6 separate regions of the Homo sapiens genome follow, and regions 1, 2, 3, 4 and 5 are each linked to region 6. A link is a loop called in an ENCODE intact Hi-C map of the cell type or tissue named here. Cell type or tissue: Calu3. All regions are shown on one strand.

Evidence for each region. Hi-C counts contacts between places; a loop is a spot of excess contacts. Peaks named below come from ENCODE experiments on the same cell type or tissue, not always from the same donor. Only the 100,000 strongest peaks of a DNase experiment are listed, where the experiment ranks them.
Region 1: it touches region 6 in a loop (6-fold over the local background); 9 of 110 quality-filtered maps call a loop at or near these places.
Region 2: a loop joins it to region 6, with 8 times the contacts of the local background. A loop is called at or near these places in 14 of 110 quality-filtered maps.
Region 3: a loop joins it to region 6, with 6 times the contacts of the local background. A loop is called at or near these places in 16 of 110 quality-filtered maps.
Region 4: a loop joins it to region 6, with 3 times the contacts of the local background. A loop is called at or near these places in 2 of 110 quality-filtered maps.
Region 5: it touches region 6 in a loop (16-fold over the local background); 31 of 110 quality-filtered maps call a loop at or near these places.

The regions. Positions count from the first base shown.
Region 1 is chr3:190,455,891-190,459,890 of GRCh38, forward strand. No RefSeq gene overlaps it. Among named protein-coding and RNA genes, the nearest start is that of TMEM207, 8.0 kb to the left of the region's middle. In Calu3, no CTCF peak of the experiment used is centred here; a DNase peak (open chromatin) is centred at 2,341.
Region 2 is chr3:190,382,906-190,386,905 of GRCh38, forward strand. It overlaps a transcript of CLDN16 not described here. Among named protein-coding and RNA genes, the nearest start is that of CLDN16, 3.3 kb to the right of the region's middle. RefSeq lists a silencer at 1,395-1,689 and an enhancer at 3,515-3,809. In Calu3, a CTCF peak has its summit at 1,530 (motif pointing left); DNase peaks (open chromatin) are centred at 1,576 and 3,606.
Region 3 is chr3:190,223,265-190,227,264 of GRCh38, forward strand. No RefSeq gene overlaps it. Among named protein-coding and RNA genes, the nearest start is that of CLDN1, 97 kb to the right of the region's middle. In Calu3, a CTCF peak has its summit at 2,038 (motif pointing right); a DNase peak (open chromatin) is centred at 1,997.
Region 4 is chr3:190,558,522-190,562,521 of GRCh38, forward strand. The region is part of intron 2 of IL1RAP (interleukin 1 receptor accessory protein); the gene reads left to right. Among named protein-coding and RNA genes, the nearest start is that of IL1RAP, 46 kb to the left of the region's middle. In Calu3, no CTCF peak of the experiment used is centred here; a DNase peak (open chromatin) is centred at 2,140.
Region 5 is chr3:189,959,581-189,963,580 of GRCh38, forward strand. All of the region lies in intron 14 of P3H2 (prolyl 3-hydroxylase 2), which reads right to left. Among named protein-coding and RNA genes, the nearest start is that of MIR944, 130 kb to the left of the region's middle. In Calu3, a CTCF peak has its summit at 2,174 (motif pointing right); a DNase peak (open chromatin) is centred at 2,151.
Region 6 is chr3:190,695,477-190,699,476 of GRCh38, forward strand. It overlaps LINC02013 (long intergenic non-protein coding RNA 2013), which reads right to left and starts at 3,838. Exons shown (of 2, transcript NR_183762.1): 1 at 3,075-3,838; 2 at 2,469-2,674. In Calu3, CTCF peaks have their summits at 1,893 (motif pointing left) and 2,101; a DNase peak (open chromatin) is centred at 1,915.

The sequences.
Region 1 (4,000 bases), 240 kb before region 6:
TAAGAGGCCATGTCTGAAATGGACCATTAAATGTAGTCCTTTGCAAATTTAACACAAATTATATCACTCTGAAAAGTGCTTTGACATAACTTGGAGTTAAACATTTGCTATAAGTGGCACTGTTTATGGTAATAATTGACAAACCATGCTTAGGTTAGATGTGTGTAAGGGTAGGAGTTGTTTTATTAACTGACAACATTATCGAATTCCTGATAAATTGCAAATTCTGGTTTGCTTTTAAAATCATTGAATAAACATTGCAGTTGTTTAATAGGTGAATTTACCGGTCTACTAAATACAGTGTGGCAGATATTAAACTCTATTCCATAGTTCCTTTCACACATTTTACCGGATTTTTCTTCATTGTAAAATATTAAAAGTTTAGAATTCTAACTTTCAAAATTGGTTATGCAAAGTATTACCCAAACCTTTGTGAATGCATGAAGAATAAATACTCTTAGTTCTTCTTTTATATCTCACTTTACATACCTCCCTTCCTACTTTCATTTTGGGCTGCCAAGTTTTCTCAGTTTGTACATAAATATTAGAGTCAGTATTATATTAAAAATAATAATCAAGAATGCTTTTTGAGCTGTTCGCTTTGTTGTTTTAAATCCAGAAGAAGTGATGAGAGAATTCAGAATTTATCAATTTTGCTGTTTCCATGACAGTTAGTAAAGGACAAATGTGACTTGTTAGGCCTATCCATCACTATGAAAATTGGCTCTGTTTGGTTTGTGGAGAGAATACAAGCTCCTGGAAGCTTCTTTTATTTCCACATATCACACTGACCAAAATAGCCAGAATTTTCTGATCTAAGCAGATTGTACTAACTGTAGATACTATTTACCAAGTCTCTGACACTGGGCTAAGCAATCTACAATTAGTGATTGCTTAAGCCTTACCATAACTTATTTTCATGTAAAGTCATTCCATTTTACAGATGGAGATGGTAAAACAATAGAACTTGTGTACCTTGCCAACATTCATATAGCTAGGAAGTGAGAGAAGAGGAATTGGAAAAAGAAACTACCATGCCTGCCAGCAGCATGTGTACACAAATGCTCCTCTTCTCCCTTTAACTTCAATGTATTGCTGTCTAGACATGAAGTACATACAGAGTCATCATTCTGTTATTCAGGAATACACCTGATGGCATTTGCTTCCACAGACCTTTGTTGGTATTCACTGTGTGCCCGATACTGAGGATACAGAGATGAAGTCTCAAGTCTGTTTCTCATGTCAGACACACAGGAGACTGGAATATGATTTCTTTAATAACAGTGTAAAGAAAATGCAATTTGGATTTAAGGAGATAGCAATTAGTTTTGCATTGGAAAGCGCTAAAACCAATAATGACTGCCTAATCAAAATCGATTCCTCTTTTCTTATAGCAGTGGTTTTATTGAACTATTTACTCCTCTTCCATGTAGCGTAGGTTTTATCCCCATGGAAGGCTCAACCATTTGTGTTATACATTCATTCACTTTGTTAACAATTAGTTTCGGCATGGTATTAGTTTAGGTGTGTCCAGTGTTAGATAATGAGACACGAGAAGAAATTTATACCATGGGGAATTTGGATTATAGAAACATTTCTCCACACTTATAAAATATTAACTGGAGGATGAGGAAACTTTCTGACTCTGAATTCTTTGTGTTATAACCTTGTGTCTATTTCATAGCAAGTTTCATGGAGGAGACATTATTAGAGATAAATCATTAAGTATGCATAAAAGAAAAGTGAATGTTATGAGCATCTTAGACGGCAGATAACAGATGAGCAAAGGTACAGAGTCAAGAATGTGTAAGGTATCCTTGGGGTATGGCAACAGGGGAGTTCAATGAAGCTAGAAACAGGAATGCAGGGACATACCGTGGAGGTTTGATTATCGGAATAAGGAGACTGCACAACTCTTTCCCTTCAGGAAACGAAATTGCTTCGAGGATTTTTAAGCAAGGTGACACCATGATTAGTATCTCATTGAGAGATCGTTCTGGCTGGAGAAAATGTCAAGTGACGTGCTTGCTACTATTAACATCTAAACCAAAAAATGGTTGCATGTACTTCAGCATATTATTAATAATTAATCATGTCTTTACTTAGTTTTTATTTAGGTGTTAAACATGTTAATAATTGATCAGATTTTTAACAGTATGATGAAAGTAATTTAGGCTGTAAATGTACCAAAATGTCAAGGAAACCAAATATTCATTTTCCCATCACATAATTTTGCCAGCAATTCCCTTGAATGAGGAATGTAAAGGAAAAGGAAAGATTGACCAGTGAATGCCCTAGGGAGAATTTCTGCTCCGTGGAGTCTGCATTCCACTATGGCTGAGGACAGGAGCACTTTGTCTCTGTAATTTAGGCTGTAATTTCGGTTGTGATAGGGTGACACTAAGTGGCTGAAAAGGGAAAACTTAGTTAATGGAAATCAAAATAAGAACAAAAAATTGCACTTGTGGTGACATTCATGCCTCCCTGACAACAACATAAGAAAATTATATTCAGAGTAACTTGGAATCTTGAAAAAATTTTTAAACTAGCCACTCCTTTCTTTCTGTGAAGCTTAAGATTCTTTTGCAAAGATGACAAAAAACAACAAATATTGAATCATATAAGTTATATAAGCTGAATTAAAGGATAAGGCCTTTTCCTTTTAAATGAAAAAATATCTTGCTATTACATTTTCTGTCACTTTTTTAGGTAGCTTTTTTCATTTTTGGCATTATTCATAATAATAATAAATAGTAAAATAACAATTTTGCTTATCAGTATATAAAAGGCACAATGGATTTTCAATATAATGTTTCTGAGTAAATCTACTCGAGTAAATAAATGTACACGCAATACTTAACTAACTGCTTTAGACCTCTTCAAAAATGTTTAGCACACAGTGAAAGAAAAGGTTATTTTTTTCTGGCAAGCGCTGTAGTAAATTTGTGTTTTTATTTTTTTTTGTCCTGCTAAAACTGTTTTTTAAAGGAGTTATATTTTTATCTACTGAAAATTAAAAGGACTTCCTAATTTAATATTCATTTATTCCTTTGTTCATTCAGTAATTATTAGATTGAACCATATAAAATTATATTTTGTTGGTTAAAATGATTTAATACTCTCAATTATATATGATTCAACCTGCTATTTATTAAGGACTTCTAGATGATGATGATAGATATATCATATCTTTGAACATGGACACTTTTATCACTCTAGTACGAAAAACCCACTGGAGCAGTTGATTTTATCTTTGGGTAATTCTCACAAAATACATAACTTTTCTTCCTTAATGGAACTGAATTTTTTCCCACACATTGGTTTTAATTCTGGATTTTTAAAGTATTTTTAATAAATGTTGTCTTATTTAATTTGGAATTATCAAGTGAAATTGTGGTTGGGGACATGGATGAAGAAAGGGGAGATGTTGGCGAAGGGTACAAAGGAGAAATGGGCTCTGGTAATTTGTTACACCATATGAGGTGTACAGCTAATAAAGTATTGTATATTTCAAAATAGCTAAAATAATGGATTTTAAGTGTTTTCACCACAAAGAAACAAGGAGCGACTGAGGAAATGGATATGTTGTTTCTGGCATTTAGAGCCACAAAAAGACAAATCTATTCCAGTTTATATATGATTAGTCTTCAGATATCAGGTAACAAACTCTGCACTTATTTCTGCTTCTATCCTATCATCTTCACTTCTCTGGATTAAACACTTTAGTTGCTACACCTAAAATGTGGTCATCCCAAATTGACATTTGAAAATGTTGGCTATTTCATCTTTTCAATTTTCTCCTCTTCGAGTTTCTGAGACATTTCTGTCTTCTGGTTTTCTTCCTGCATCTCAGATTTTCTTTCATTTTCTTTTGATTCTTTTTCTTTTACTAACCAACCCCTTTACCATCGATGTTCCCAGTAGCTTATCCTTTTGCCATGTTCTCTAAAGATACACTAGATGACTTCATTCTGCCCTTTATCTTCAGCTACTGTTAGTA
Region 2 (4,000 bases), 310 kb before region 6:
ATAGTGGTACCCAAGAGTAAACACAACAAATCCAGGTGTGGGCTGCCCGTAATGAACACTAGACTTCCAGTGCAACATCACATAAGCTAGTGTAATAGGATTTTAAATTAGAATCATTTCTGACTCAGTTTTTACTGAATCCACTAGACAATAAAGACCAAGTTCCAAAATGAAACAAGAGACCTATGCCGGAGTTGCAAAAATGGTGTCTGAGAACCAGTTTTGCAGCCCCTAGTGGACCAGCTATCTCTCTCCCTTTCAAAACAAACAAACAAACAAATAAACTTAACCCCAAGAAAGGAGTTAGAGTTTAGGAGATAATTTTTGGAGGGAGCTATTGATATGTACTGAGTACCACTTTTATGTCACCACGGAGGGGGCAGACACTGGGAGTTCTTGAATCTCACTTTAAGCCTAAAGAACAAGGCTTCAGTTCATCTGCTCTGAACACTTGGTGTTTGCTCCCTGGATCTAGAGAAACACGGTAAACCTGTGCACTTCTCCAGCTAAGAAATCTAAGGAACAAAAGTTCTAGCAGACACATTGCCTACATGATGGAAGATGACTGCATGATGGAGGAGTGGCTATAAAGAGATTTGGCCTATGTACAGGGGTACAGATACTCATATCACTGGAAGGAAGCGGTATCTTTGTGCTTTGAAATGACTAAAATACATTATATTACCTGAAACATTACCTGAAAATGACATAAATGTCATAGAACTTGCCCTATATTTTATTCAAGGGTCAGGGGAAGAATAGGCCCAAACCAAATGGATTTGAAAGCACCATAGGAGACAAAAATGAAATTGTTTTATGACTACACTTTTTCTTTCCTTTGTTTTCAACTTAGTAAGTTGTTTTATATATAGATATAGATATACATACACACACATACATGTGTGTACACACAAACATACATACATATGTATATGCATGGCACATATATAAAACAGCAAACTTATAAAAATCATACTAACTACAATTTATTGCTTATTTATTGAGTTCTATGCACTTCATTAAGACCTTTACAAACGTTATTCATTTTTCACAGCCATTTTATGGGACAAAATTCATAATTCTCATTTTATTGACAAGAAGGCAGCCTCAGAAATGTTAACTAGCTTGCTCAAGATCTGTCATATATAAATGGGCTTAGCCTAAACTCGAGTCAGCCTGACTATGAGGTCCAAGCTTTTAACCACCGCTTTTTTTATATTAGTTATAGCTAGCATGGCCTTTCAGAACAGCAACTGATTTTATTGTTTAGATTTTTCCAATATGCACTGGAAATTTCAAAGGGAGTTAGAAGACTATTTATAGGATATGGTATAAGTCAGTTTACTCCTTCTAATAACTCTTATTATCCTAATAAATATAGAGGGAACATTTTGTGACATTAATGGAAACAACAGAACTAACACAAAAATATGCTGTTCTTGACACAAGAGCTTGCTGTTCTGTTTAACTGAAAATGCAAGGCTGCTTCCACCTGCAGACCAAAAGGACAACTGCAATACTTCCAGTTCTACAATTACTTCCTTTAATAGACCAACAGCCACGGTGCTAGATTAAGGGTGTCACTCAACTGATCGCCAGGTGGCTCTAAAGCCTCATCCAGGAGTAGTGCAAGCACTGGGTGAGTAGGAACATGGTGCATAATGAATTGACCAAACTGTTGGTCTTAGAGATCTTGCAAAATCAATAGCCCTGGAGCTGCAAAGATGATTAGGACACTTTTGCCAGCCTAGTATCCATCCTGGAGGACCCTGAATGTTTCAGAAGGGGAAAGTCCAATATTACTCCCTCTTCTGTAAAATGTGGGGGCTCTGAGAATTAAATTATTACACATTTGCTGAGAGCCTACCATATGCCAGGTAGAATTTTAAGCATGTGGGATGCACTGGTGAACGAAAGATGTCTGTCTTCACAGAGCTTAGATGAGATAATATATCTGAAAATATTTTGTAAACCTTATTGAGCAACACACAGTAATAACTTTTCTTCATGTTTATAATAAATTGGAAAACACATCATATTTCTAACTAATATGCCTATATACTCTTATTGGGAGTGGTATTATAGCTTAAGACTGTTGTCAGAATTACCTGAATGGAGTTCTTTACTTCCTGCTTCTGGTCCACTCACTGAAGAGTAAACCTCTCAAGGACTAGGATGAGTTCTTCCAACCGTTTATTTTCTCTGTGTCCCAAGAGAAAGTACTAGAGTCAGAGTACACTGTTCATAAATGTGTGCTGGATGGAATGGAATTAAACTATAAAAGAGTTGATAAACCAAAATGTTGAAGCCTAGGGAGGGTCAGAATGCAAAAGAGATGTGTCTATATAGATTGGTGAGCAGTTTATTCTGCATCTGTGCCCTCCATCCTCACAACACCCTACACATTTCTTAGAAGTGCACTCACATCCCATCCATGAAGTGTTTACTGCTCTATCAGTTTGCATGACTCTCCTTTTTGTATCTCCTATTACATTATGGCCTCACTCACAGAAATTCACATGCAAGCCTGAATGTTTTATGTTATTCTCTAAGAGTAGTAAACTTAAATTCAGGAACAATTCTATAGCCACCTGAATAATTCCCCACTCCCTATCACATACAATGTTCAGTGACCATTAGGAGCGAATGAATGCTATAGTCTAGATTTTTTTTTTTGTGAAAGAATCTATGATTTCCAGAGATATGTATGCACATGTGTGTGTTTGCATATGAGAATGCATATGCTTAGCATTTTTTGGTCTTTATTTCTTTCCATTAAGTTCTGATATTTGGATTTGGGACCTATTGGTGCTAGTTAGGGAAGAGTTTGTAGCAAAGATGGAATTCTGATACCCTCTTTTCTAAAACTTTGTCTGTGATTTGTAGTATATAACTCTTAAAAAATTGTTTTTCTTTTGTTGTTCTAAACTCATCTCTCAAAGTATGGCCATCTGTTTCAAAATCAGAATTTTATACAAAACACATGTAAAATATGAATTCCTGGCTTCCACTCCCAATTTCCTGAATCCAAATGTCTGGGAGTGGAATTCCTGGGTTTGCATTTATAACAAGTGGCCTTACAGAGTCCAGTGTACACTCAGGTTGAAGAACTACTGCCTTGGAGTGCACTGTTAGCAGGTAAAGTACACTGTGAAAAGTCCCTGTGTGAAATGTCAGCAACAAGTCCAGGACTTTTCCTGCAAAGGGCATGTGCTTTTGGAATTGGTTTGCTCTCCCAGATCAGCAGAGTAAATCTTAATAGCATTTCAGATTTTAGGGCACAGGGAAAGATTCTCTGTGACTCACCAAAGCAGCATGTTTGTATTCCGTGGGCAATGACATTCTTTGAATGAGCACTTAAAAAACAGGTATTTTTTTTCCAACTGTTAAACAAAATAAGTAAAATAAAAGCATCTGTAATGTACCTCGCAGATAGTTATAACGATCGCTAATGTGTACAGTAATCACCCCTTCTCCTTGAGGAATATGTTCAAAGACCCTCAGTGGATGTCAGAAACGAAGGACAGTACTGGATCCTACACACACTATACGCAACAGTAGGTCAGATCACCGAGGCAGCTATTAAGTGACTAAGGGGTGGGTAGTGCATACAATGTGGAAATGCTGGCCAAAGGGATGATTCATATCCCATGTGAAGTGGGATGGCTTGAGATTTCATCACGCTATTCAGAACAGTGTTCAATTTACCACTGATGAATTGTTTATCTATGAAATTTCCCATGTAATTTTTGCAGACCATGATTAACCACTGGTAACTGAAGCCTCAAAAGGGAAATTCTGGATAGCAGGGGTGGTACTGTAGACCCTATGTATAGAAATAATTAAGCTTATATTCCACCTATGGTTTTCCATGCAGCTTTTACATTTAAATTTACGTTTTATATACTTGAATAAAATGAATTAAAATTAGAAAAAACAAAGTTTAGCCACAAAAAGTTTATTATTGTAATATATTTTGAAAAATGGTTTATCAATACTG
Region 3 (4,000 bases), 470 kb before region 6:
AAGGCACCCAAACATCAAAGGTGGCAGCTGTCCCTCCTGCTGGGAGATCCTTCTTAGGGAGGTGCAACACTGCTACCAGTAGTTGGCTAGAATTCCAAGCCAGTGGGTCTTATCTTCTGAGGTGCCCTAAAGTGTGTCCTGTGAGCTGCTGCTGCTCAGCTCCTTCCTAGGGGTATGTACAGGAGTCTAATATCCTACTTTGCCAGAGCTGCAGCTATTTTTGCAGGAAAGCCCAAGTATCTAAAGCTCCCGGGTCTCCACACATGCCTGGGTGGCTGCTCTGCTGAGACTCCCAGTAGCTCTGTCCGTCAGACTGAAGACTGAAGGCCCTGGTGGAATGAGTGTCCAAGGGGATCTCCTGACCAGAGGGTTGCAAAAATCTGTGAGAGAAGCATGGTTTCCTGGTTGCTGCTTCCCTGGGCAGGGGAAGAGCCCTTGGCTCTGTGTTGCTCCAAGGTGGGCCATTGTCCTGTCTTGCTTTTCTTCATTCTCTGTGGGTCAAGTTGTTTTTGTGATTAATCCCAGTGCAAGTACCTGGATGTTTCAGTTGAAGGTGTTGTGTTTATTCGCCCTTTCTGTTCCTCTCCGTGAGAGCCACACACACTAGCTGCTTCCAGTAGGCCACCTTGGCCACTCCCCCTAAATTACTAACATGCATTAATTTATTTAATTTTATATAAACTCTATTTGCAATCATATTTTACAGATTAAGAAACAGAATTTGTCAATTTAAGTAGCTTACCTGAATTTGTGCAGTTCAGAAATGAAAGAGCCAGTGTTCAAGCCTTAATGTTTCTTGCTACAGAATCTATGCTCTCAACTTTCTACAGGTATGACCATGAAAATATTAACTGTGATTATTTCCAATTGCTCATTGTCCCAGCAAGCTTTGTCCCAGGGAGGTACAGACCTGTTGTTTGAACTTTGCTGAGTTTATTTCTTCATGAATTTATTTATTCACTCATCAGCAGTTACTCAATTCAATTCATAAATCTAAAAACAATTATTTGGGTTTTTACCATGTTCAGTGTTGATACCAGGTAGTGTGTATTTTTGTACACATAGCTAGTTTATTATACCCCTCCTCATTCCAGTGAAAATTAGGGACAGCCAAAAATAAATAAATAAATAAATAAAAATAAGAAAGAAAAGAAATATGTGGCACTTGTCCTCAAGTAGATCACAGTATGGATATAAACTCAATAATTATCATATATAAATTTTAAAAGGACCTTAAAGATGTACAAGTGAAATGTGTTTGGCATACAGAATAGAAAAAGAGCACTTCTTGGCTCTGAAAAGCAGAGAAACATTGATGGAAGGGATGTAACTTACCCAAGCCTTGACGTGTCATCATAATTTTTAGAGGCCGAAATGCCAGGAAAACATTTCAGGCATTCTTATGCAGTACTAAGGGGATTGATTCTTGAACCGCAAATCTTCCAGCTCTATGTCAATGTGATCCCTGAACCTCAGCCACTGATTTGCATTCAAGTGAGTCTGAGGTCCTTTTTTCTGTCTTGGTTTTGACATCGATCCAATTGAGAGGAGAGCAATGCTTTAATTCTACTCTATTAGAAGGATTAACTAATAAAAATGGCTTCATAAGATGTATATTCTATAAAAGACATTATTTTGTTGTAAATATTTATGGTTATTATCTATTTTCAACCCAGCTAATCTACTTAAGGACAAAAGTCACATATTTCAGCATAGCTGAAAATAGACTCCAAAGTAGTCATAGCAAAATTGGATTTTAATATGACCCGTGGAGTGTGTGGTCTTGTTAAATTTTTATTACCATGTCTCAACTATAGAGGGTCCTTAATGTAGCTCTTAAAAATAAAATCTGTAGTAATTTTACAGAACTCCAATATTTACAAGCTAAGTAGTTCGTCTCATTATTCAGAGCAGAGTGGAACACATTTTCATGGAAGAATATAGTTCTCTCAGCTTTGTTCCACGGCCTGACCTGTCACTTAGGAACCAACTGCCACTTGAAAGACCTCAGTGAAAACGAGGTGGAAGATAATCTTTCCACCAATAGATGGAGCCACATGAACCCAATTTTAAAATAATTTACTAAATTATCTAATCTCAAATCATCACTCAAGCAGATACATCTTTTTCTTGTTTTGTTTCCCCTTTTTCCCTCCCTCCTTCCTTCCTTCCTCCCTCCCTCCCTTCATCCCTCCCTCCCTCTCTCTCTTTCTTTCTTCTTTCTTCTTTCCTTCTTTCTTTTCTTCCTTTCTTTCCCAAGAAGACAATTTCTCTCTATCATTTTTTGTCATTTATTTTTCTTTCATTGTTTTCTTTCTCATCTGTTCATATTTTTCTTTTCTCCTTTCTTAATTAAAAAATCACATAAATATGTGTTCTTTTACTACCAAATTGTCAGAATCAGAATTTTATATTTTGAGGTGTTTTTGGTGATGTTCTAGTCTAGTCCCTTCTGCATGTGTTACTAGGACCAAAGTCTTAGAGATTTCAGGGTCCTACAAAAATCTTGCTTTCGAATATGACTAGGTATATAGCTGGAACCTTGAAAAAATTATTTTTCTTTCTCTCCTTTTTACAGAATAAGTTGTCTGCTTTCTGCCCCATCAAGAGAGTGTTTTCCTCTCCATAATGAGAATACTAAACATCATAGCACTATTCCTCAATGCTAATTATCTCACAAGCTGTTCACCTTCTTCCCTCAAAGAAAAAATAATAATTTGAGGGTAGGGTTGTAATGATTGTAATTCAATTATTTGCTCCACAGATACTTTTTAAGCACATTCGAGGTACAAGCAATTCATGTTGGGCATTTGTCTTTAACAGTTTTTTCTTCTAGTAGCTATTAAAGTAGCAGCAGCATAAGTAGTGAGCTGATACCACTGAGAAATGTGATAGGAACAAACGGTAGCTAAAGGAATTAGAGAAAATAAAAAGAAATCTACATACTTAGACTAAAAAGAGGGAGGGCATTAGAAAATGGCCTTTGTCATTTAAGCTGTCTAGACTTTAGGATCCCAATATCACTTAAGTCTTGGCCTTACTTACCTGAAATGTGTCACTTTAGTTTCCTAGAGAAGTCAGAATACAAAAAAGAAAAATACCTGAATTGACATCCTGAGGGTTCATATTGCAAAAGATATTGCATATGTATTTATGCAAATTATTGTGGAAGTAGAACACATTGTCTTTGTTCTTGAGGAACATTAAAGTGAAGGTGGAACCAACCCTATTGGAAAGACATAAGGACCCAAAGATTCTCCTGGAAACACAGCACACAGCCTTATACAATTGTGGTTGCCCTGAGATAGACTCAATTTATACACTCAAGTTAAATACCTTTATGGAAGGCTAGTTATGGGAGGTGACTCACGGCGTTCAGGAAAAAAAGGGTTCAACTCATTGACAGCAAAGACTAATAATGAATTTGAATGGAAAGTCCAGAGTTTGCATGGGCAGCGCCCTGTGCTAAAGTGAAGGACCATAGCTCAGCTCTAGAGACGAATCAGCTACTCATTTACGAAGGAAGGTAAATCATGTTTCTAGCCAGAGTATAGGGTAAGAGTTGGGACAACACGAGGCAAAATGTTTTGAACAAAGTAATGAAGGTAAGAGGAATTAATGTTTTATAATGACTTAAGTAGCAATTTGAAATCCTACAAAAAAAACTTTCCTGTTACATTTTATTACAGAAATTTTAAAACCTACACCAAAGTAAAGCAATATAATGAGCCTCTCTGTGCCTCTTACCTTCTGATAAATTTCAATATTTTACCCAATATTTGAATGGGTATCATTGCCACTAAACATAGGAATTATTTAGGCTTCTGCTGACGATGTGTAATTGAACAGATTATCTACAGGAATCATTTGAAAGGTATATTTTTAAGCCAGGATGGGTTTAAACATTCCAGGCAAGTCAGATCAGTTCTGCTTTCAAATTGGCTCCCCACAGACCAGAAGCAGGAACATAGTGAGAGTCAGGTTTTTGATATGAATGTCT
Region 4 (4,000 bases), 140 kb before region 6:
TTTCCCTGATGGCTAATGACATTGAATGACTCTTCATGTGTTTATTTGACTTTTGCATATCGTTTTGGTAAAGTGTTTCTTTATGACTTAAACATTTTAAAATTGAGTTGTTTCTTGTATGATTCCTCCAACTTTATTCTTCTTTTTCAAAATTTTTCTCAATGTCTTAGGGCTTTCTATTTTCATATAAATATCAGAATCAGTTTCTCTATAGCTAGAAAAAATCTTTCTGGGATTTTGATTGGAATTAACTAAATCTTTAGGCCATCTTGGAGAAAATTGACTTCTCTATGTTGAGTTTCTCAGTTCATGAATATGGTATGTCTCTTCTATTATTTTCTAGTACCATTTTAACAAATTACCAAAAACTTAGTTGCTTAAAAAGCACCCATTTATTGTTGCACAGTTTCTGTGGGTCAGAAGGCCAAGAACAATGTGGCTTAGCTGGTTCCCTGCTTAGGGTTTCGTAAGGCTGAAATGATGGTGTCAGCAGTATTGTGTTCCTTTCTGGTGACTCTGGAGATGAATATATTTCTATTCCTTTAATAGTTATTGGACTATTCAGGTCGTCTGTTTCATCTTAGCTGAGCTTTAGTAGTTTGTAGTTTTTGAGATGTTAGTCCATTTTATCTAAGTTGTGGAATGTATGAGCCTGGAGTTTGTAATATTGCCTTATTACCATTTGAATATCTCCGTGATCACTAGTCATGTCCCATCATTCATTTCTATTTTTAGTGATAGTACCTTTTTTCCTTACTTAACGTATCACCTGGCTTGAGGTTTATGTTTTATTGTTCTTTTCAAAGAACTAACTTTTGGTTTCTTTATTTTTCTATATGTATATATTTCCTGTTTTGAAATTATTTGATTTCTACTCTATAAAATTTCCTTTATTATGCTTGTTTCATTTATTCTTCTTTCTGTAGTTTCTTAAAGTGGAAGATTAGATTATGGGCTTGCTATCTTTCTTCTTTTCTAAGATAAGCCTTTAGTGCTACAAATTATCCTCTAATCACTACATTAGCTGCATCCCACACACTTGGTATGTTTTATTTTATTTTTGTCAAGTTAGAAATATTTTCTAATTTCCCTTACAACTTTCTTTTCAACCCATATATACTTTATTTTAAGGCATGTATTTTAATTTTGAAGTGTTTGGAGATTTTCCTATTATCTTTCTGTTATTGATTTCTAGTTTAATTCTATGGGGAGAGAACATACTTTGAATTCTTTTAAATTTGTTAAAATTTGATTTATGATACATGATACGGTGTATCTGGTGAATGTCCTATTGAAAAGAATGCCTTATTTTTTACTTTTAGAATCCTCAAACAGTTGTTCCATCAAATATGCCCGCGTTTTATAACTGCAAAGACAGGATGAAGAATATTTACTTCATTTTACCCCAAATCAGAGTCTTCCATGTCACTTTGCCAAAACTTTCATTTGCTGATAAATATTAGATTTGAAATATTCTGCACAAGGATCCTATTTTCAAAAAAAGCCCTGTAAACTCCACAAAAGACTGATGATGAAAATAACTCTCATGTCTTACTAAATGCTATCCCTTTTGTGTAGAATGGAATAATTAGTAGCTTTTCCTGTTTTCTTCAAAGGCTTGTTCATTGTATCTTAGGTAACCACAGAAATGCCAGACCTACTCAGACTTTTTGCAGTAACTTAGAGAAAATAAAAGGAAAGATCTGAATGGGATTAGGGCAGGATTGGGACTCAAGGAAGTGATTTGACTACAGGGTTGACCTTTTATGGGGATGGCCTTCTGGGGTGTATTCCTTGGCGTGAATGGCCAAGTTTTCAAAAGTGCGAATGGTCGTAGTTTTCAGTGGGCAGGTCATAGAAAAGGGTGTCAGTCAACCATGGCAGAATGAAGCAGGTTTAGCAGTTTCATGGTTATAGGAGGTTTATCTAGCTGACTGCAAGTCTTTACAGGGACATAAGGTAGGCTCCTGGAAGAGGGTGCTGACGAGCACCAGGCTGAAGGCCTAAGTGGGTGTTTTCTGAGTATAGAGCTATATATGGGATCAGGAAACTGAGGGACAAATCCAGTCCTGTGATCTGGTGAAGTGCTGCTGAGCGGAAGGCAGGCAGAACAAATGGTGATTCATGGCAAATCCCACCCTTGGCACAGCAAACCTAGTTTCAGCCTGTCACCTGCGGGCTAGGTGAGAGAATTCAGTGGTCAGAGTGATGCAGATAAGGAGATGCTAATGATTACCAAGTCTAGAGAATGCAGACGATAAAAAGTTTCATATGCGGAAGTAGATGTTAAGGTGCTGAGCACGTGAAGACCCATCTTTAACATTGTCGTCGATTACAGAGAACTAAGTACATTTTAAATCTTCTTGCTAAATGATATAGTCATTAAAGTTGATATACTGGGAAACAATAGGATTAAATATGAGAGATGTACCAAAAGATAAGGGAGGGAGCATGAGGATTATCATGCAGTAAATTACACGGATAATGCAGGAAAGGCTGGGAAGATATTATATGTAGGTTAGAATCATCTGAAGCAACAGCAGGGTCTGTTAGGCCCCATTGCAATAATCTAAAGCTAAGCTCTAATTTAGACACTGAGAATCTGTGTTTATTACCCACGTCCCTTTGCTTTCTGACAGTTCCTCCATCTCTGACCCAGCACCCTCTCACTCTAAGACGCAACAACCAAAAGTGTATTACTCTTTACGATAATAAAATTCTAAGGCTGAATACAAGACAATGCTAAATGACCCAGCATTCTCTGAGAGGTTTCAGATCAGCCAGGCGCCTCCCAATAACATTGGTACCTTTAATCTGTCAAAACCAGCCTGTTCAATCACGTTTCCTTTTCAGTCTGCTTTATTCTAATTCATCACAGGGCAGGACTGGCCCTGGATGTGTGTTCGCAGACAGGTTATCTTTAGATTAGCTTTGCCTTGGTGACCTGACTCTTTGCTGCCTTCAGCATAATCCAGTTACTCTTGGGAATATCAATTAAGGCCCTCAATCACACTAATTAGAATGTCTTATAAATGTTGCCTTAGGAATTCAGCAGCTTATAAACAGGCAAACTGGGAAAATCTAGAGGTATGTGGGGGTTTTTAAATAGCTGACAGCAATTTGGGAGGGCGTATTGCTTTAGCATAGCTGAGAAGTGGGGCTGAAATTACGGTTCCCTGAATGCAGTGAAATCTCTAGTTGCTCTTTGCTGGCAAGTTTAATGCAGAATTATTAATTACATTTATTAATGACTTGGATGAAGATATAGGTTGCATGCTGATCAAGTCTGTAGATGTCACAAAGCTAGGAAGATAGCAATTATTGTGATAACAGATTCAGGAGCCAAAATGACTTCAAGACAGAATTTAGCAGCCATCTATCTAATACGCGCCTGGCAGTGCTCTATAAAGTACAATTTGAGGGTCATGTTGCTCCCCTACTCAGAAAACTTTGGTGACTCCCTATTTGCTCTTTAAATCCCAAGCCTTTGGCCTGTTATTTAAGGCTTTGCCATATTATGATTCTACCACTGTCTGCTTTCCAACAAAATCTTCTGTAGTTCTTTTTCTAAAACCTTGTGCTTGAGCAAAACTCAGTTCTTTATATACTATTTTCCATTTGTGTTCTATGCTTTCACTACCTTTGAGCATTATTCTCCACTGAAAGTTTCTTTTTCTCACATGTTCCTTCTGTCTCAAGTCTAAATATCCATACCAGTTCAAATGTCACCTCTTGTGTTTCGTCTTCTTTTATTGTCTTGGCTGGAGTGACCTCTTTCCTTTGCTAATCTTCAATAACACTTATCTGTTCCTCTCTATTTTTATCACTTTTTACTTCATATTGCAGGGGGTTTTTTTTTTGGTGCACATTTTAAGTTTCTGTTAGACCCTGCCTAGTGCTAGAATTTCTGTCTGGTAACTCTTTTTATCTCTTAAGTGTCTCTAGATGTGTGTTCTATACATAGTTGATGATACTAAAGTGTCTTGCTGGGGGTTCATCT
Region 5 (4,000 bases), 740 kb before region 6:
CCAACTTCTTAACTTACCTCAAGCTCCCTGAATGTAACACTTTCAAAAGAATTCCCTAATCCGATTCTGAATTAAGTGTTTCTCTGGATGCTCCCATTATATTCTACGCTTTCTTTTATTCCTCACATTAATCCATCAGCAGGTGCAGCTGGTCTACCTCCAAATTGTATCTCAAATCTTCCATCTCTTTTTACCTTCTCTATTACTACTCCAGTCCAAGACCACATGTTAGCTAAAGTAATCTTCTGTATCCTGTAACTCTCCAGGACTGGAGGAGATATGTGTGTGTGTGTGTGTGTGTGTGTGTGTGTGTGTGTGTGTGTGTGTGTGTGTTGGGGTGTGGGGACTACATGACTTTCCACTAGTTAGAATACAATTCGCATTTCCCAATCAGCCTGTGGAATCCGACTCCTGCCGCCTCCACGTCCTCTACTGAAGCCACTCTCCCTCTTGTCTGCCATATTCCAGATGCTCTGGCTTTCTTTGTTTCTTGGTGACTCCAAACATCTTATTGTCTCTGGGCCTTTGCAGCTTGTCCTCTGCCTGGAATACTCTCCTCCAGACATTTATCCTAGTGGACTTCTAATTTATTAGGTTTCAGCTCACATGCCACTTGTTTGGCGAGGCCTCACAATTTGCCGCTCCTACCCTTTCACTCCAGAATCAGTTGTCTTGTTCCATTTTCCACACATCATTGGTCACCGTGTGAAAAATCTCTCGATTATTTATTTATTTTTTACTTTTTTGGGATCTGTTTCCTTCCACTAGAATGTAAGCTCCAGAAGAGCAGGGCATCTTATCTTCTTGGTCACTACTGTATTTTCAGTGCTCAGAAAAGCCACTGACATGTGGCAAGAGTTCTATTTTCTTTGATGAGTAAATGTGTAAATGGATGAAGCCTTTCTCTGTCTAAAATGCCTCTCCCTAAAGAAATTGATCTTTTAAAGCTTTTTTTCAAATGCCATCTCCTCAAAGAAGCCTTTTTGGATTGCTTTTTGATATCCCTCAAACCACGCATTTGCTGCTAAGGATTCTTACCAAAACTTGCCTTGTGGTTTAATTAGTTGGGTCCTTGTATTATTTCTCCAATTTGACTTCAAGCTCCTTGAAAATAGGAATTATATCCTACTAGTGTGCATTCCCCATAGGCGGTCTTTAACACAGTGCCTGCGCACAGTAAGTTAAATAAATAACTATTTTATGAATTGAAAACAAAGCCCCTTTCATGCAAGAGCTTGTAATAAAAAATGTTTACAAAAAGGCAACTAAAAGGACTAGATATACTAAATAACAGAAAATTAAGTTGCTGCCACATCTAAATAAAAAGCCCAAGTACTACTTTACAAATATAAGGAAAACAATCTTTTTTTTTTTTTTCAAGACAGAGTCTCACTCTGTTGCCCAGGTTGGAGTGCAGTGGTGCGATCTCGGGTTACAGCAACCTCCACCTCCTGGATTCAAGTGATTCTCCTGCCTCAGCCTCCCCAGTAGCTGGGATTACAGGCATATGCCACCATGCCTGGCTAATTTTTGTAATTTTAGTAGAGACGGGGTTTCGCCATGTTGGCCAGGCTGGTTTCGAACCCCTGACCTCAGGTGATCTGCCCGCCTCGGCCTCCCCAAGTGCTAGGATTACAGGACTGAGCCACCGTGCCCGGCCAAGGAAAACAATCCTGATACTTAACAAATCGACACACATACAAAGCTTTCACATCTGTTGACCACAAGAAATGATTGTAATCTTGTTTCTCATTAAGGGAAAGAAATTCAAGAGCTGGAACCAATATATATGAAGCTTCGAACATCCTTGCATCCTTAAAAGGATGTTGCTAAATACTCCTTGAGAACTGAGACCCTTTAAAGTAATTCATAATAAGCATGAGAATCGGCCAGCTCTAATGACTTGTTCATAGGTAGGCATTTTTTTTTTCTGAGATTCAATCTGCAAAAAGACGTCTAGGCCAGGAACTCCCAAACTCTGCTGCTGCACGTTAGAATCACCTGGGGAGCTCTTAAAACTCCTGAAACACAGATGTTAGTAGTTTGTAACGATCAATAGATGATCTCCACGTGTAGCAAAGAATGATTCACAGCCTGGGCTAATTTAGCTGAGGAAAAAGTTCTGGTCATTTCCCACTGTGGCCACTAGATGCCGCTACGGCCTGAAGACTGGAGAGGTTTTCTAGTACTTTTCCATCAGAGGAAGGGACGCTGGCGTTGATGTTTCCTATTACAAAGGAGCAAAGAGAACTTACTTTGTGTTAGCTTATTTTGAGAGAACAATACCTTGGAAAAGGGAGTTTGGATACTGAATGATGAAATAGATTAAATGTCTGCTGAATTGAATACTAGAATAGTGAGGTAATATTTCAATAATTTTATCTTCACTGTCTACCCATTGACATAGGTTCCTTAGTTTAAAAAAAAATGCTTTGATGGAATGCTAACATTTTGGAGATGGAAAATACCAGGATATAAAGTAATGATAGGGGAAGGCAATTGTTTGCTGCTCCCTTGAGGTTTTCAGGACTCTGTGCTCTGGTCCTTTTGTCAGGGCCTTTCTTTCTTTTTCTTCTTCTTCTTTTTTTTTTTTTTTTTTTTTTTTAAGACAGAGTCTCACTCTTGTCGCCCAGGTTACAGTGTGGTGGAGTGATCTCAGCTCACTGCAACTGCAGCCTCCACCTCCTGGGTTCAAGCGATTCCCCTGCCTCAGGCTCCCGAGCAGCTGGGATTACAGGTGCGTGCCACCACGCCAGGCTAATTTTTGTATTTTTAGTAGAGATGGGGTTTCACCATGTTGGCCAGGCTGGTCTCCAACTCCTGACCTCAGGTGATCCACCCACCTAGGCCTCCAAAAGTGCAGGGATTATAGGCGTGAGCCACCACGCCCAGCCAGGGCCATTTTTTCTATGCCTGGCTATCGTCTTTGCTTCTAGGTCTGAGCTTATAGAAGTCTTCCTTGATTCCCTGCTACAAAACATATACTGTTCTCTTCTTACAGCGTATTTACTAGCTGTTCTGTCCAAGCTCCTCATAGTCCAGGACCTTGTTCTGTTCACCCTTCTACCCCTAGGGCCTATCTAGCAGAGTTTCCAAGGCAGATAATAATAGCTCTTCTGTACAATAAAAGGTCACAATAGGTCTTTTGTAAAATATGTGAAAGAATGGCTTAGGGAATGTGGGGAAACACTTTGTAAGTTAGATTTGATGGTGAAAAGTATATGAGAAAAACGCATTATTTTTAAATAGTTTCTGATGAAATTGGATTCAACTTAGGAACCTAACAAGGAAAACTGGATAGAATGCCAGTTTTAAGAATAGAATTTCATAGCTTCATCAATACTTAGGGCTGGAGAAGATTTGGAGGTCATCCAGTTAAGCCTCTGCTACGATGTTTTAGATTCCATTTCAGCGTTCCATGCTAAGCAGTTGCCTGGGCTTTGATTGGAGCCATCCAATCAGTGCTTCCAAAGCAGACAATTCTGCCAAACTGTGGTGACTATTTGAAAGTTATTCCTTGTGTGGAGCCCAAATTTTCCCTCCAGGGCTTCTACCCATTGGTCTTAATTCATACCGCTGCAGCTCCACAGGTGGAGACTATGACATCTGCCCACGGGCTTCCAAAACGATGAGATCATGGTCTCCTCCTAGCTAAGTGTCCTCAGCTAGTTTGCATATAATAATATTGAAATACTTAATGTAATAACAGTAATAAGTAATAATAATCTTTTAGGTTTCCTTGCCCTCTTTCAAATACGTTTCATAAATGATTCAATACTATTTCTTATGATTTGCGAGAAAACAAATCCGTCTTCTGGGTGACCAATAAAAAGTGATTCCTCCCTGATGCCACAGAGTTGTTTTGGTTTTTGTTTTTGTTTTGAGACAGAGTCTTGCCCTGTTGCCCAGGCTGAAGTGCAGTGGTGCGATCTCGGCTTACTGCAATTTACGCCTCCCAGGTTCAAGCGATTCTCCTGCCTCAGCTTCCCGAGTAACTGGA
Region 6 (4,000 bases):
GTGCTGTGTGGGTTTCCCAAATGGAGTCTTTATTTTCAACACCTACAGCTTGCTCAGTCCATTCTGATGCTGGGATGGTTTCCTTCTGTGAGTAAATGTCAGTGAAGTGCTCCAGGCAAAGCTATTGCCCTCATGAAGCTTATGAATCTGGTTTGTTCCCGGAATAGACCCCTTATGCCTACATGCAAGTAAACATTCAGATCAGGTATATTAGCTAATCCAGCTTTAGGAGATTAAAAGAATTGACTCTTGCTGCTGAAGGCTAAAGGACAAGTTTTGCCTCACATTATAATGCTTCACCCAAACCAATTATATACACATTTTTTGTGTGTGTATGTACAGGCATATAGTAGGTACAAAAAAATGTGTGTATATAATCTTATTCTACAAAAGTTCATGGGATCTACTATGAACCAGGAACTATGCTAGGAGTAAGCAGAAAAATACATAAATGTAAATGAGACATACAAACTTGTGAGGGTGATAGGACATACCCAATAAACATGATAACCAAAGACACAGTAAGGTAAATAAGAACCAGTGAAGAGTTACGGGTTTCTAATACCATAGCAGATGTAAAATCCTTTTAAACTCTGAAGCACTCTAACATGTAAGTTGGAGATGATCAGGCTATCCTTGGGTAACAAGTGGGTCAATATTTGGCTTTGGGGCCATTATCTCTTTCATTCTATGTTCTTTTTTATTCTGTGTACCTGGGGAGGTAAGGTTTGCTTTCAGGAGTCATCAGAATCTATTTCACTGCCAGTGTTTCATCATACGCTTTTTGGAGAGTCAATTTCCTTCTGAGGAGAGTAGTTTCACCAGCTAGCATACTGAACGTCAAAGCGTGGTACCTTCCTGTATTCGTACATCCCAGTATTATCTTTCTTCTTTGAAATTACACAAAAACATACATATAATTATATATATAATAAAATAAATATAATTAAGCACATATAATAATACATTTTTCTCAAGAGAACTCTTTCATGGAAACATAGTAAGAAAAGCAAATTACCTTAGTTGAATCGGAGGAAGTGCCAGAGCCTGCCTTACTCAGCCCTCTTTCTGCTACCCTCACTTCTCTGGGTAAACTCTGTGAAGCCATAATCTCGTAACCTGGTTTAAAACAACTCTATTATATAGCTTTTAAAACACTTCAAATTTTGGCATTCGTGAATCTGAGACTGATAATGCCCGTGTGACCCTATGTCTTTAGCTGCTCAAGCTTACAATCGATGGTAGAATCAATCTTGTGGCAGAGTTCCCAGCCTCCTAGGCTCCTCTTCGCGTAATGCTCTACCTACTCCCCTAATTCTCCAGTTTTGGCAACTGAAACCCTGCATATGGCCTGCTTCAGATCTCTGGTGTGGAAATGTATGAGATATCAAGTACTTTTAGCCCCTGAGTTTTCCCTGGACTTGGTTGAGCCTTCACCTCTGGCTCCCTGGTCGTGGATACTACGCTGAATTAGAAAATCCTGCCGGTTTTTCCCTAGTGACCCAGTCTCAACAACTAACTTGCATGACCAGTACATGAGCTGGGACTTCTCTAGCTCTCTGGCAGAAAGTATTTACACTAAAATCTTTGACAAAGTGTACTTCTCCTAAGAGTGCGGTTTTTTTTTTTTTTTTAACCATAACACGGAAGAAAACCTTAGGTTAATTTCTGACCTGCACAGCCTCAAACTAAAGCATGCCAGAATTGCAGGAGGATACGAAGAAAACAGAAAATTGCAGTACCTGAAATCTAACAGCTACCACCTTTACTGAGCTGAATGTACTAGAATTACCAGGGAACAGCTAGAAAGAAAAAATAATAATAATTCAGGAAAGGAAAAATGTGTGTTTTTGACCCTATTTCTTTTTGATGCAGGCTGTGTGTGGAAAAGAGCTTGAAAAGAATTTTATCTTGCTCCACCTCGTGGTGGATGCCTGCAACATAATAATTCTTATGCAGTTTCTTCCAAAACAAAAACAAAAACAGAAACAAAGACAAACAAAAAAAAAATCACTGTGGATCTCTTTGCATGTCTTAAATAAAAATTTTCTGAAATTGAAAATTGAATTGCAATTCTTTTGCAACTGTATACTTATAGCATAAGAATGGAGACATCTCAGGCATTCAGTACAGCAGAAAACTATATTAGAAATTATAGTTTAAAAATAATTTTTAAGACATTCTTGCAGTGAATATCAACAATTTTTTGGTACATGAGGAGCTTCTGCCCCTGTAGGAATAAGTATGTCTGAAACATGAAAGAAAGAAAGAAAGAGAAGATAAAAGGAAGGAAGGAAAGAAAAGAACAGAAGGAAGGAAGGAAGGAAGGAAGGAAGGAAGGAAATTAATTTTTAGAAATAACCAGGGGCTGATTTATGTGCAATATGATTTTTTTCAGAGTTCATAAAGGGGAATGTGTGCTCCCCTACTCTCTAATTCCTGACATTTTTAAATGGTTAATACGGGTCTTTTATTTAAATGATGTTCTTTTTTATTGGCACATGTGGGTCAATTTTCTCCTTTTCTGTTTTACTCAAACCAAAAGCTGCACTCTCGGCAATTTGTCCCTTACAGAAGAGGCTGTTTCTTGTTACAACAGTACCGTGCTGTGCTTCAGCCATCCATAACACGCCCACTGTATGTAGTCTCATAGGAGGCATTGCAGGTCCAGTGTCTAGCCAGAAATGAGAAGCAGAGATTGTTATTTTTTTTTTGAGGTGTGACTCACCCACAACCTTCTCAATTCCAACTAGTTTTGTTTTGTTTTCCTGTAACCTAGTTTTAAATATATTTCCAAATCAGAGGCTGCCCTCAAAATGTAACCCTTCACCAACAGAAGCTTGTCTGGGAAGATTCTGCAGAAACTCCTCTCAGATTTGAAAAAATAATGGATTGGAAAATCATGTTTTGGCCAGGGTTCAGCAAAGAAAGTTAGGAACTGGCTACCAACATCACAAGAAACAATACTATATATAAAGGTATTGGTGTATTGAGATAGCTTATATTATTATTCTAGGTAAGGTCATCTAGGGGAATCATATGCCTGCATTTCGGTTCTCTTTTGAGGTACTTACCCTGGGCAATAGGAAGTATGAGAGGGGTTACAGAGATCCTCTTCCTTGGGCAGGAACACGTTTACAGCCATGATAGACACTCACTGTGAGGAACATCAGGTGGTGTGCGTGTGTGTGTGTAGGAGAGGTTGATACTTGAAATAAACCTCCTGAACCATGCTAAGAAGTCCAAAGTATGATAACAAGTGTGGATTTATCCAGATGACATTGGAGTAACACTACAGTGTTTTAAGCAGGGAAATTACATGATCACATTTATATTTTATAACTATAGTAAAGCTTCCATGTGTAGAATAAACTGGAGGAAAGCATACTGAAAGGATGAAGACCATCTAGAAACATATTCAAAAGTCTAGGCAAATGATGGTGATATGCCTAGCCTAGTAGGATTATGGATATTGAAATTGACTGTATTCTAGAGATATTGAGGATAGAGAAACAACAAGACTTGGAAATAGCTTGGGTATCTCCATGATGATAAACAATAATTTGGAAAATACGGTCTTGTTTTAAGTCTTACTGTGAACACATGCAGCTATTTGCCTGTGGATTTGTGTTTTTCTGACTGTAGGAGCATATTGGGTCTACACTCAAGGAAAACTAGAAGTGCAATAGTTATTGCCCCAGAAACAACCCTCAACAAATAACATAAAGGAAGATGACAGATCAATATTTCACTTTCCTCTCACTCGATAATATACCCATAAACTCTGTCCCACTAGAGTTCTAGGGTTCCCCAGAAAGATTTAGCTCCAGTTACCAATAGTGGTACATGACTTCATAATGCCCCCTGCGCTAGAATTCTTCCATTTCCTATTTTACTTCTCCACTTCCTCCCTACTCCCCTACCAGCATTTCTTGGGAAAACTTGAATATTTGTCTTACTGTCTGTTTTGGATAAAAACAAATGATGAAAACTTTCACTA